Linked DNA regions of Mus musculus: region 1 is linked to region 2. A link is a loop called in an ENCODE intact Hi-C map of the cell type or tissue named here. Cell type or tissue: heart. All regions are shown on one strand.

Evidence for each region. Hi-C counts contacts between places; a loop is a spot of excess contacts. Peaks named below come from ENCODE experiments on the same cell type or tissue, not always from the same donor. Only the 100,000 strongest peaks of a DNase experiment are listed, where the experiment ranks them.
Region 1: it touches region 2 in a loop (2.2-fold over the local background); 1 of 42 quality-filtered maps calls a loop at or near these places.

What each region holds. Positions count from the first base shown.
Region 1 is chr3:37,873,191-37,878,190 of GRCm38, forward strand. No RefSeq gene overlaps it. Among named protein-coding and RNA genes, the nearest start is that of Gm20755, 23 kb to the right of the region's middle. In heart, a CTCF peak has its summit at 2,727; DNase peaks (open chromatin) are centred at 1,821, 2,291, 2,621 and 3,371; H3K27ac peaks cover 2,288 bases.
Region 2 is chr3:37,766,817-37,771,816 of GRCm38, forward strand. It overlaps Gm42210 (a long non-coding RNA gene), which reads left to right. Exons shown (of 4, transcript XR_880782.2): 2 at 4,675-4,735. Among named protein-coding and RNA genes, the nearest start is that of Gm42210, 16 kb to the left of the region's middle. In heart, no CTCF peak of the experiment used is centred here; a DNase peak (open chromatin) is centred at 2,725; H3K27ac peaks cover 365 bases.

The DNA.
Region 1 (5,000 bases), 110 kb after region 2:
CTGTCATTAGTCTTAGTAATTCCTCCTGCCACTTTTGGCTTTTTCTCAGTGCCAATCATTCATGGGTTCATCTCTACCTTTTACATCCTGCTTAAAGCTTTTAAGGCGCAGTATTTTGCAGGCAAACTTTGCCGGGTGACAGAGAAAAGGGAGTCTGTACTGTGACCTTTTCTTATGAAGCAATGAGTCTGGGAAAAGGTGGTCCCAAGGTTGACTCATTGCTAAATGATGCCAAGGGGAAAATTATCTAGGATTCCTTGAGCAATCCCACGACAGAGTGGTGGCCGAGGAGAGGAGAGTCAAGGAGGATTTCTGTTTGTGTGAATTTTGTGTGAAGAATTCTCTTACCTGGAGGCCAATAATGTTATAGGTTTATGGATCCCAAATCTGATACAGTTTTGGAATGCACTTTAAGAAAAATGATCTAAAGCACAGAATCTGGGCTAGAGATGGCAGTCAAGGTCATTGAGAGGATGAGGTCCGCTTCTTAGGATGACAGTAAGCAGGTTGCATTTCTTCCTTTGCATCTGTGACCTCCCTGAATCACAGGAAGGCAGGTCACTTGAGCTGCAAAGAGGTAGGAAAGCAAGTGTCTGCTGTCTGTGGTGCTGGGGAAGGGGAGAAGGATTTGTATTGGATGAGAACCACTTTGTCCCTACTGATGTCTGTGGGTGGATGCCTAATATCCCACAGTGGGACAGAAGTCCGCTGTCAAGCATGTTTGACTTGGTGGGATGCAGTGAGTTAATGCGTTCTCCCACTCATGTTCCTCTAGGATCACAGTATAATACTGGTCATCATGTGAGGGAAATGCTCATGAGCAGAGCACCTGTGGCCTCCCAGAGAGCCTCGTCAGGGACGCTGCTTCCAGTTCTGTGGGTTGTGGAGACACAGCAATTCTTTCTGTGCTTCTATACTCCCAGGCATCTCCTTTAGCTCATGAGGGGCCCCATGTCATCTGTACAATTCTCTGTAGGAAATTCTTTCTCCTTTCGAATGGTTTCTCCTGTCATATATGTGTGTGTGTGTGTTTAATTCATTTTAATATATCAGCAACACGATATTAATTGCACCAACAATTCTTTAGTTTTAAGGCCCCATCTAGGAAAGTTATCATGGCTAAAGTACAGAATATTTAGCCAGTATATTGGGGCAAGTGTGTAGGTGGGTGGTAGAGAATTTGTCTAAGATGTATGAGGGCCTGGTTCTCTCTCTCTCTCTCTCTCTCTCTCTCTCTTACACACACACACACACACACACACACACACACACACACACACACTCATACACACAGTATCTTGTCAACACTGACACAAAGCCAACTCTGTACTTGGGGTTAGCTAGCAAAACTTGATTGTGCCCAAAGGCAGCAATTTCAACACAGGCAACAGTGACAAGTGTCCTATGCTATTTCCTCACTTACAAGTCTTGTCACGGCATATTTGAATCTCCAGGTACTATTGAAGCCAAAATGTCTAGAGTCCAGTTTCTGAGGCTGGAGTCAGCTCTGTAGTGTGTCAGTCACCTGGCTTTGTAGGAGCAGTCTTGGAGTGATGTCCCAACTGTCGGCTCCTTCCCTGATTATTCTTGCTGTAAGGTAAATGGTGAAGGACCTCAGAGTCGAGGGCTCAAACCCTTAGAGTCATAGTTGGACCGTTTAACAGGAAGCTGACTGGAGAAGACAAGAGCTTCCCCAAGCCCTCTGAGCACCTGGCTATGCTCCTGAAGAGGACTTCCAAACAAGAGTGTGCCTTAGGCGGCTTCCCAGCTTCCAGCTGGATCCTGGAAAAGGCTCTTCCTCAATTTCCTGTTCTTCAGCATCATGGAAAGTGGTTTATTGCTCACCCCAACCCTGCTGCTGCTTTTCACATGGAAGGAGAATGTGTTACCCACAATTCTTTGCCATGAAGAGCACAGGAAACCGTTGGAGATGAGACTGCGATCCAGCTCCAGAGTGTAAGGAATGAGTGATCTCTCTCTCTCTCTTATATTCACACATGCGCACGCATGCACGCACACACACACACACACACACACACACACTGATGAGGGTGGGGAGAGAAAGAGGGAGTAAAGGAGGGAAGGAGGAAGAGAGAGAGAGAGAGAGAGAGAGAGAGAGAGAGAGAGAGAGGGAGAGAGAGAGAAAGAGAGAGAGAGAGAGAGAAACAAGAGTCAGGCTTGAGTCCTGCAGTTATTTCTGGCTTTGAATTGTGTCCAAGTCTCATACATTCACAGACGGCCTCGCCAAGGCCCACAGCTGTCCTGCATTTTCAACAGATCCCACAGGGCCTCGATCAGGCTGAGAGACATTCCTTTGCTCTGACACAGGGCCTAGAAGGAAGGGCTGTAACCTCTGAGGCTGTGGAGGTGGGAGCCTGCCACCCTGACCTTCCCAAAGTGCCCAGACATACAGGTGCAAGAGTGTGCTGGATGGCACAGCCCAGAGTGTGGCAGGACCTGTGGGTGATTGTCCTCAGAGCCCACAAATCCAGTGTGCTCTACTTTCTGTGGCCGTGGTGGAGAGACACATGCTCCTGTTGCTGTTTGGGATGCTTGTCACAGGAAAGGCATGCTCCTCTGGAGATCTTCCCAGCTGTCAGTAATGTGCTGATATACCAAGGCCAGTCCTGAGCAGGCTAGCCAGATAAACAGGATGTCCACAGTGTGTGAGAACACATGAGTGGAGCGACCCTCTCTGCCCATCTGTCAGCCCCATAAGGGACTGTCGTGCCTTGCTCCATCTGCCTGTCTAGGGCAGGAAAACAGGCAGCATGGAACATATGTGAGAAAAGCCCTCTCCCTGGCTACAGGGGCCATTGGTGAGACTGGGAAATCTGACCTAAATGGGAAGGAACATGGCTTTCTTGTTAGTTGCTTACTTGTCGGGAAGTACTTTAAAGACATCCCAACACACAGGGGAAGACATAATTAGATCATCAGTGGCTGTTGTGGGAGACAAGGGGGCTGGTCTTCAGGAACAGCTCTGCATGCCAGTGGAATCAGCTTCATGTTTTCTTCTTGTCAGACACACACTGGTTATTTATGTGAATATACAGAGACAAGTGACGCCTGTGTCATTGTCCTTCTTGTTTTGGAGACACTGTGTCTGTTGACGATCAGTGTGTAAACACGCTCTCAAGGCGGCAGGAGGAGGCACAGAGGCCCCTCCAATAGTCTGTGCAGACTGGGCCCTTGGAGGAAGAGCAGCAGACATCCTGGTGTGGGCTCTTCTGTGGTTGAGGGTGTCGAAGGTGAACCCCACAGTAAGAATGTGCTGATAGGACATTAGAGTTGAAAGTGAACCCAGTTTCTCTTCTGACCTGAACTGATGGATATGGGAACGATTGCTGTGATTGCACAAGATCTCCCAGGAGTGTGGCCAGAAAGTCAGATATGTGATTCTAATTCTCGGGGGCCCTGTGATGCTCTCTGTGGCGTGGTACATGTTCTCTACTTCCGGTACATCAGACGCAGCTTCGTTTACGTGGATTCAGTGTTGTTACTTACTGCTTTGATTTGAATAGCAACTGTTTTAATTCTCTGTGTTTTAAACTACAGTAGAAAGAACAAGAAGAAAACTCCTTCCACTTTGTCTTTTATTAGCTCAAAATTTAAAATTTGAAAGAGTTTAATGGGGGCTGGAGAGATGGCTCAGCGATTAAGGGCACCGACTCCTCTTCCAAGGTCCTGAATTCAATTCCCAGCACCACATGGTGGCTCACAACCATCTGTAACAAGATCTGACACCCTCTTCTGGTGTGTTTGAAGACAGCTACATTGTGCTTAGATATATAATAAATAAATAAATAAATAAAAGAAAGAGTTTAATGATGTAAGTAAGATGAGGCTAATTGCATAAGAAAGCAATTTTACAGTCTGACTTGTTAGAGGGAATCAGTATATACTTTTATGTATATATGTTTGTAACTGCATGCTGGATCACACATAAAACTTTTGTGTGTATGATTTTTTACTTCCATGTCTGTGTGTTCACCATGTGTACATCTGAGGGTTCTAGCAAATGAACCCAGGTCCTCAGTAAGAGCAGTCAGTGCTCAGGGATCTTCAGGCCTGCAGAATCACAGGAAACCGCTATATTTTCATATACATGTAGATTTACATGTCTGCCCTCCCTCTCGCACGCTTGCTCCCTCTCTCCCTTCTTCCTCCTCCTCCTGTCTTATCCCCCCTTCTATTGTTGCTGCTCTTATTTAGGACAGGGTCTTGTTCTGCCTCTCAAGCTGGTCTGAAACTCACTGTGTAGCTTAAACCATCCTCAAACTCATATAATTCCTCCTGCCTCAGCCTCCCAAGGGCCAGTTTCAGACACCACACCTATCAATGTGAGATGAACATTTTCAAGGTAAACAATATATCTGCCATACTGCTTTTGGTGGCACAGTAAATCGGTCCATCTTATATATTACAATATTTGCTCATCTTTAGTTGTGTTGGGTGCTTGAGGACAATTTTCCTCTCCAATAAGTTACTACATTGTGAAGTTTCACTGAATTGTACACTGGCTCTTGTCATAACCCCCATTTTCACGAGTAGAGTTTCTAGGTCAGAGGCTGTGCATGTCTGCAGAGCTTGCTGTCCATCAGATCTCTGTGCCCGCTTCTCTTTCCCTGTTCCAATATCCGTGGTTTGTATTTGGGGATGTGGGACTTTAACATCTAGCAAGACAGACAACAAACGGAAACAACAGAGCCTCTTCAGCTAGTAGCAGGGGCTATGCCCTTACCCATCAGGGCCTTCAGTTCCTAAAAGATACTGTCTGTGGAGAGCACAGGCACTGTAGAGACAGAGATGATGCATGCTTGTGACAAGGGTCTTCTCATTTGTATCCTCCAAGGGCAAGAGGGTGGTGACTTTCAAGTTCACAGGGTCCTCGGAAGGAGTCCCTGCTCACATCTCAGATGTTCATCCCAGAGACCTCCCAGCCATGTCCGTTTGACTTGAGAAGAGGGATGAGCACAGTTTTGTAACAGCCTGGAAGT
Region 2 (5,000 bases):
AGTGGAACACTTGGGAGCTCAGCCCTGCCCAGCCTGAGAAATGGGCCTGGACTATGCCTCTCTGGCTTGTCAGCGAGTGCTGGAGGGGGCTTTTGCTATGGACTGGTTTTCAGCCGAGAATCACAGAGTGTTAGTCCTGATTCCAGCTTCTTACCTGCTTTTTCTTTTTATGTTAGATCCTTACATGGTTTTGATAGTGAAATTAGCAAACATAGGTGGACAGAAAGGAAAAAGAAAAGCACCATAAAAGGAAAATTACCCAGGAGAAAGCATCGTGTTCCCCACTCGGGTTAACAGCTTTTAAGACTGCCAGACACTCTTTCAGGGCTGAGCGGATGTCCCTTGGAGCATAGATCAATTAGCACACTATGTTATACTTTCTGTCGCTACTTTGTAAATTTACAGATAGTAAATTTACATCATAAGCTTGGCCTGATGTTTTCAAAGAAATTCCTCCCTATTAAACAAATTTTAAACAATACATAACAACTGTCTTTCTCTGACTTAGAATTACAAACCCCAGATGCACGCCCGGCTTTTTAAGCATCAGGAAAACAAATCTTTAAGTAAACACCATGAAGTGGGCCACAAGTGAAGCCTTCCCTTGAGGCAGGAAGGGAAAGAGACGTTCCTGAAAGCCGAGAGAAAACTGGGCTGAGGGGATCCTGACGGGTGCCAGTTCTGCTGCTGCTCAAGCATCCCACGGTCCAGGGAGCCACACCATCACCTTTCTGCATCTTGTGTTTTGGTTTGTTTGATTCTTGCAATGCTAAGCTCTGACCCTAGAGCCTCACAGATGCTTGGCAAGTACTACACCAGGGAGCTACATCATACCCCAGTGTGGAACGAGCCAGCTGTGGGCAGATGAGGTACCAACCAGCCACCTCCTGGGACTTTCCATCTGCTTTGGGCTACCTGTGGACGGCAAGGGCTAGGGTAAAGAGCTTCTAGCAAATGTTGTGTATTCATTTCATCAAGCTTTCCTCCCCCCACCCCTAACCCCTTCAGTACTTTCCAGAGTGAAAATTAAGATGTGGATAAAATCAGGCTGTCTACATCTTAATCGTGTTGATCAAACCCTTAGCAAAAAGGAAACTAAATGCTGGTAGCTTTGAGAACCTGCCTTCCCTGAGCACACTCTCTTCTACAGCACAGCGGCATCAGCCCTGGTTTGCAACTGAACATGTGTGTTTCATACAGCATCTGCTGCTTAAGTATTAATCTCTCTAGGTCTGTCTTGAGGAGAGCCCAGGTATGGGGTATACAGATGGTCAGACCAACTGTCTAGGGAAAGGCTGGAATCCGGCTTTAAGTGGTTCCCTTTGGAGGCTGGAATCTCTAGCTCAGAACACAGATTAATAAAATCAGAGGAATGATTTCCCACACCACCACTTGCCCAGAGTCGGGGGAGATGAGCTTGCTATTGGCTAACTGCCTTCTAGCAGCTGCTGTCCATAAGTGAGGGTCAGATGTTATGGGGAAGGGTGAGAGAGGCCAGGATAGGCGGGGTACCTCTCCTGTAGATCAGAGTTCATTATCTATCATGTCTTCCTTTACACACGTCAGCTCATAGGCTAGACATACTTCTGTTGATTTGGGTTTGCACATAGCTCCATCCCTCGCTTCCACAGACCTCATTCCTACTTGACAAGGGGGGTGTGCTTTGTGCCAAGCGCCTCATCTTACAGTAACTCATTATTACATGAGGATGGAGACAGATCTGTGGATGAAAGTACATTGCCTGTTTATGAGCCTGGATCGGAGGGATCCTGTTGAAAGAGCGATTGTTCTTGCTTTATATTAGTGATCCAAATTTAATTTCTTTAGACTCTTCCTGGGTTGTCTTTTCCAGAGGCTCCAACTTGTATGTGTAAGTTCCATAGGGTGGATTTCTTCCTCAGGAGAGAAAGAATACATAGGTACCTTCTGCCTCTATGCCCTGTCTAGAGGGAAAAAACAAACTTCAGAAATTAAAATAGTAGTCCATTTTACAAGGCGATGAATATAGGAGTATCGCCAGTAACTCTGAGGGGTTGAATTCCGTGCTGAAGGAAATGAAGTCCGTTTTCCAGAGATAGGTATCATCCACTTTTAAAGCACGATACAGTTTGTGTGTCCCTGCTTTCCTTTCTTAAGTTAGAGGTTGTTTATTAGGTTATTGCCTTTAAAGTACTTACTGCCTGCATAACAAAACCCCAAACAAAACTAGGAGAAAAACGAACAAGGACAAGTGCGCGACACTGAAATTATTATTTTCTTGAGCTCGGTGGACAAGAAAGAAGATGGTAAATAGCGATTACTGGCTGCTGCGAAAGATGCTGCGTTGTAAATTGAGATGAGGATTTCCCCAGGAAGGTCCCTTTCCTTCTCTTTAAAAAAAGGGAGGCTAGCGAGGGCTTTCCGGGCTCCTGCAGCCTGAGCGGAATGGCTAAGGGCTCCTCTCTGCGCCACAAGCTTGACACCAGGCTTCATTTTACTGAGCCAAAAAAGGGTCCTTTTGTTGGTGATTTTTTTTTCCTTTCTTTCCTTTCCTCCCTAGTGTCATCTCTCATGGTTGCCTGGGTAACCAGTGTGTATCCTTTCAGCATAGGTTACTGGGCCCCAGGAAGGAAGTGCTCCAGCGCTGGCCTGCTATTTTTATAGAACTGTTACATAATACAGTCTATTAGAGCTTCCTCTTGGTGTTTTATTGCACAAAGGGGAAATTAAGTTTGATGACGCCTAAATGTTGGATGGAGGATGTCAGGTGACTCTGGGATTGTTTGGCTTAGGCCATATAGCAACAATGTTCCCATAAGCAGTTCTAGGAGAACTGACATTCAATCGAGCCCTTGGCAACGATCCCACCAGAGGAAGCAGGCTCTCTCTGTGATAGTGTAGCCACAGACAGGCAGGCTCTCTTCCCAGCTGAGGCAGAGGGACGTTTTTAAAGATGCAGCTCATACACTTTTCTGAGACTGGGTGGTTGCTGGCAAACGGAAAAGTTCAAAGACAGGGCTAGGCTGCCTCCCTGACTGCTGCTGAGGTATATGGTCTGGTGGCTAGGTTTGCCTCTGGGCAGCTCTGAAGTGGTCCTGGGGAGGTAGGACTTATGAGGGGGACAGATGAAATAAGTAACCTCTAGCAGACTCACAGGTCTTTGTCACAATATCTAAGGTTTGATTCAATAGGAAATAACAAGCTCTTAGCTTGTTTCTCCCCATTGGACTGCCTATAGTTGGTTACCAAGTTGAAATAATGAGGGTACATATATGTACGGCAGATCAGAAGTTCTGTCCCAACATAGACACAAGCCTCTGTCCACAGGGAGACATAAGTCTACAAGGGTCTGGAACACTCTCATTTCCATAACCTCTGTCATCTTGGGCCCTCCCAGCATGCACTGGGGCTGCCAGGACTTTTCTGTGCTCTGCTGCTTGGTAGAGGTCCTTTGTCTATGAATGACTCTGCCTCTCAACAGACTACAAAACTCCTTTTTCTTGTGTTCTTCCTCAACAGTGTTCACACCGAAGTTTTGAAGGTTTTTTTTTTTTTTTTTCATATCAACCATTTCTCAGCAGACAGGTGGGTGACAGGTATCTTATAGTATAGACTGGGTCTGACATTAGGAGATGGAGGGTACCTTTGGTGAAGGTCTCAATCTCCCATGCTAAGGTCCGGTTCTAAGTGATATGTCCTGGTTTAGCCACAGCTTCTGTCTAATCTTGCTACAGATCAGGTTTCCAAGCTCAGGATGGCTGGAAGAATGCTAAAATCTTTCCAGGAGGGGTTTCTATCTCAAGCAAATACTTACCAGAATGGGCATCTATCTCAAGCACTATCCATTTCTAAAACTTACCTCATTCAGGTAAACTTAGGTGGAGCTGCACGGGGCTTCTTATGATGGTATATGAGCAGCTAGGTAAAGAGGTACATGGAAGTCCAGAGCATCCCAGGGCCAGTGGCTTCTGTTCTTGCAGCAGTTGATGACTGAAGCACAAAGTGTTCATTAAACTCGAAGCCCTGTGAAGCCCTTCCTGTGAAGTGGTATTGTTCATGTACACACGATTTAATCACTGGAGTTGGTCATCAGGTCAACCTTGACATCAGCTGCCCCTCTAAGGAGCCCCGGGTAAGCCTGATGTTTCCCATTCTCTAAGCAGGCTTTCTGTGGTTAAAAGGAGCTTGCTGGGAGGAACTTATAGCTTGGGAACTGAGGCAGGCATGGTGCTGGAGGAGCTGAGAGTTCTACATCATGTTCCAAAGGCAAACAAGAAGATTGGCCTCCAGGCAGTTAGAAGGAAGCTCTCTCAAATCCCACCCCCACAGTGACACACTTCCTTCAACAAGGCCACACCCATTCTAACAAGGCCACACCTATTCTAACAAGGCCACACCTCCTAATAGTGCCACTCTCTGGGCCAAGGATATTCAAACCACAAGTATCTACTAGAGAAGTCTGCTTGGACTTGGGTTTAAGCCAATAGAAAGTCTTTATTAGCAAGCTAGCAACTACACAAGCCTTTTTCAGGGTGGGCTTTTAAACACAAAAACCCCATATCCCGGGTTAGCATACTTCAGTTAACAAGAACAGCTAGCCAGAAATGATGCACAGAAACCGAAAGGCAAGGTTAATACATTTAGAGACTTTCCCAGGACTGTGGACTTTAATGGATTAGGTATTTCTCATTTCAGCCAGTGGTGCTGTTTATTGCTGAGAGTTACAGCCTGCATGGCGCTTCCGTCATGGAGTCAGGTATGTTAAAGTCTGGGGTCCTGCTACATTACTGTCTCACCAACCTTTTTCTCACTACCTGCTGTAATCCAGCCTTCTCTCTCATCTCCACCTACCGCAGCAATTGAGGATCTTCTTTTTCCTGAGTGTAGATTAGCCTAGTTTCCCAGCTAATTGTTTCTCTCAGCGTTGACTTCTGGAAGCAATACTGTATTTCGCCTTTGGAATAAATTTATAGTGTTATCATGTCAGCTTTGATTGTCATACTATTTTAAAGCTTGAATTT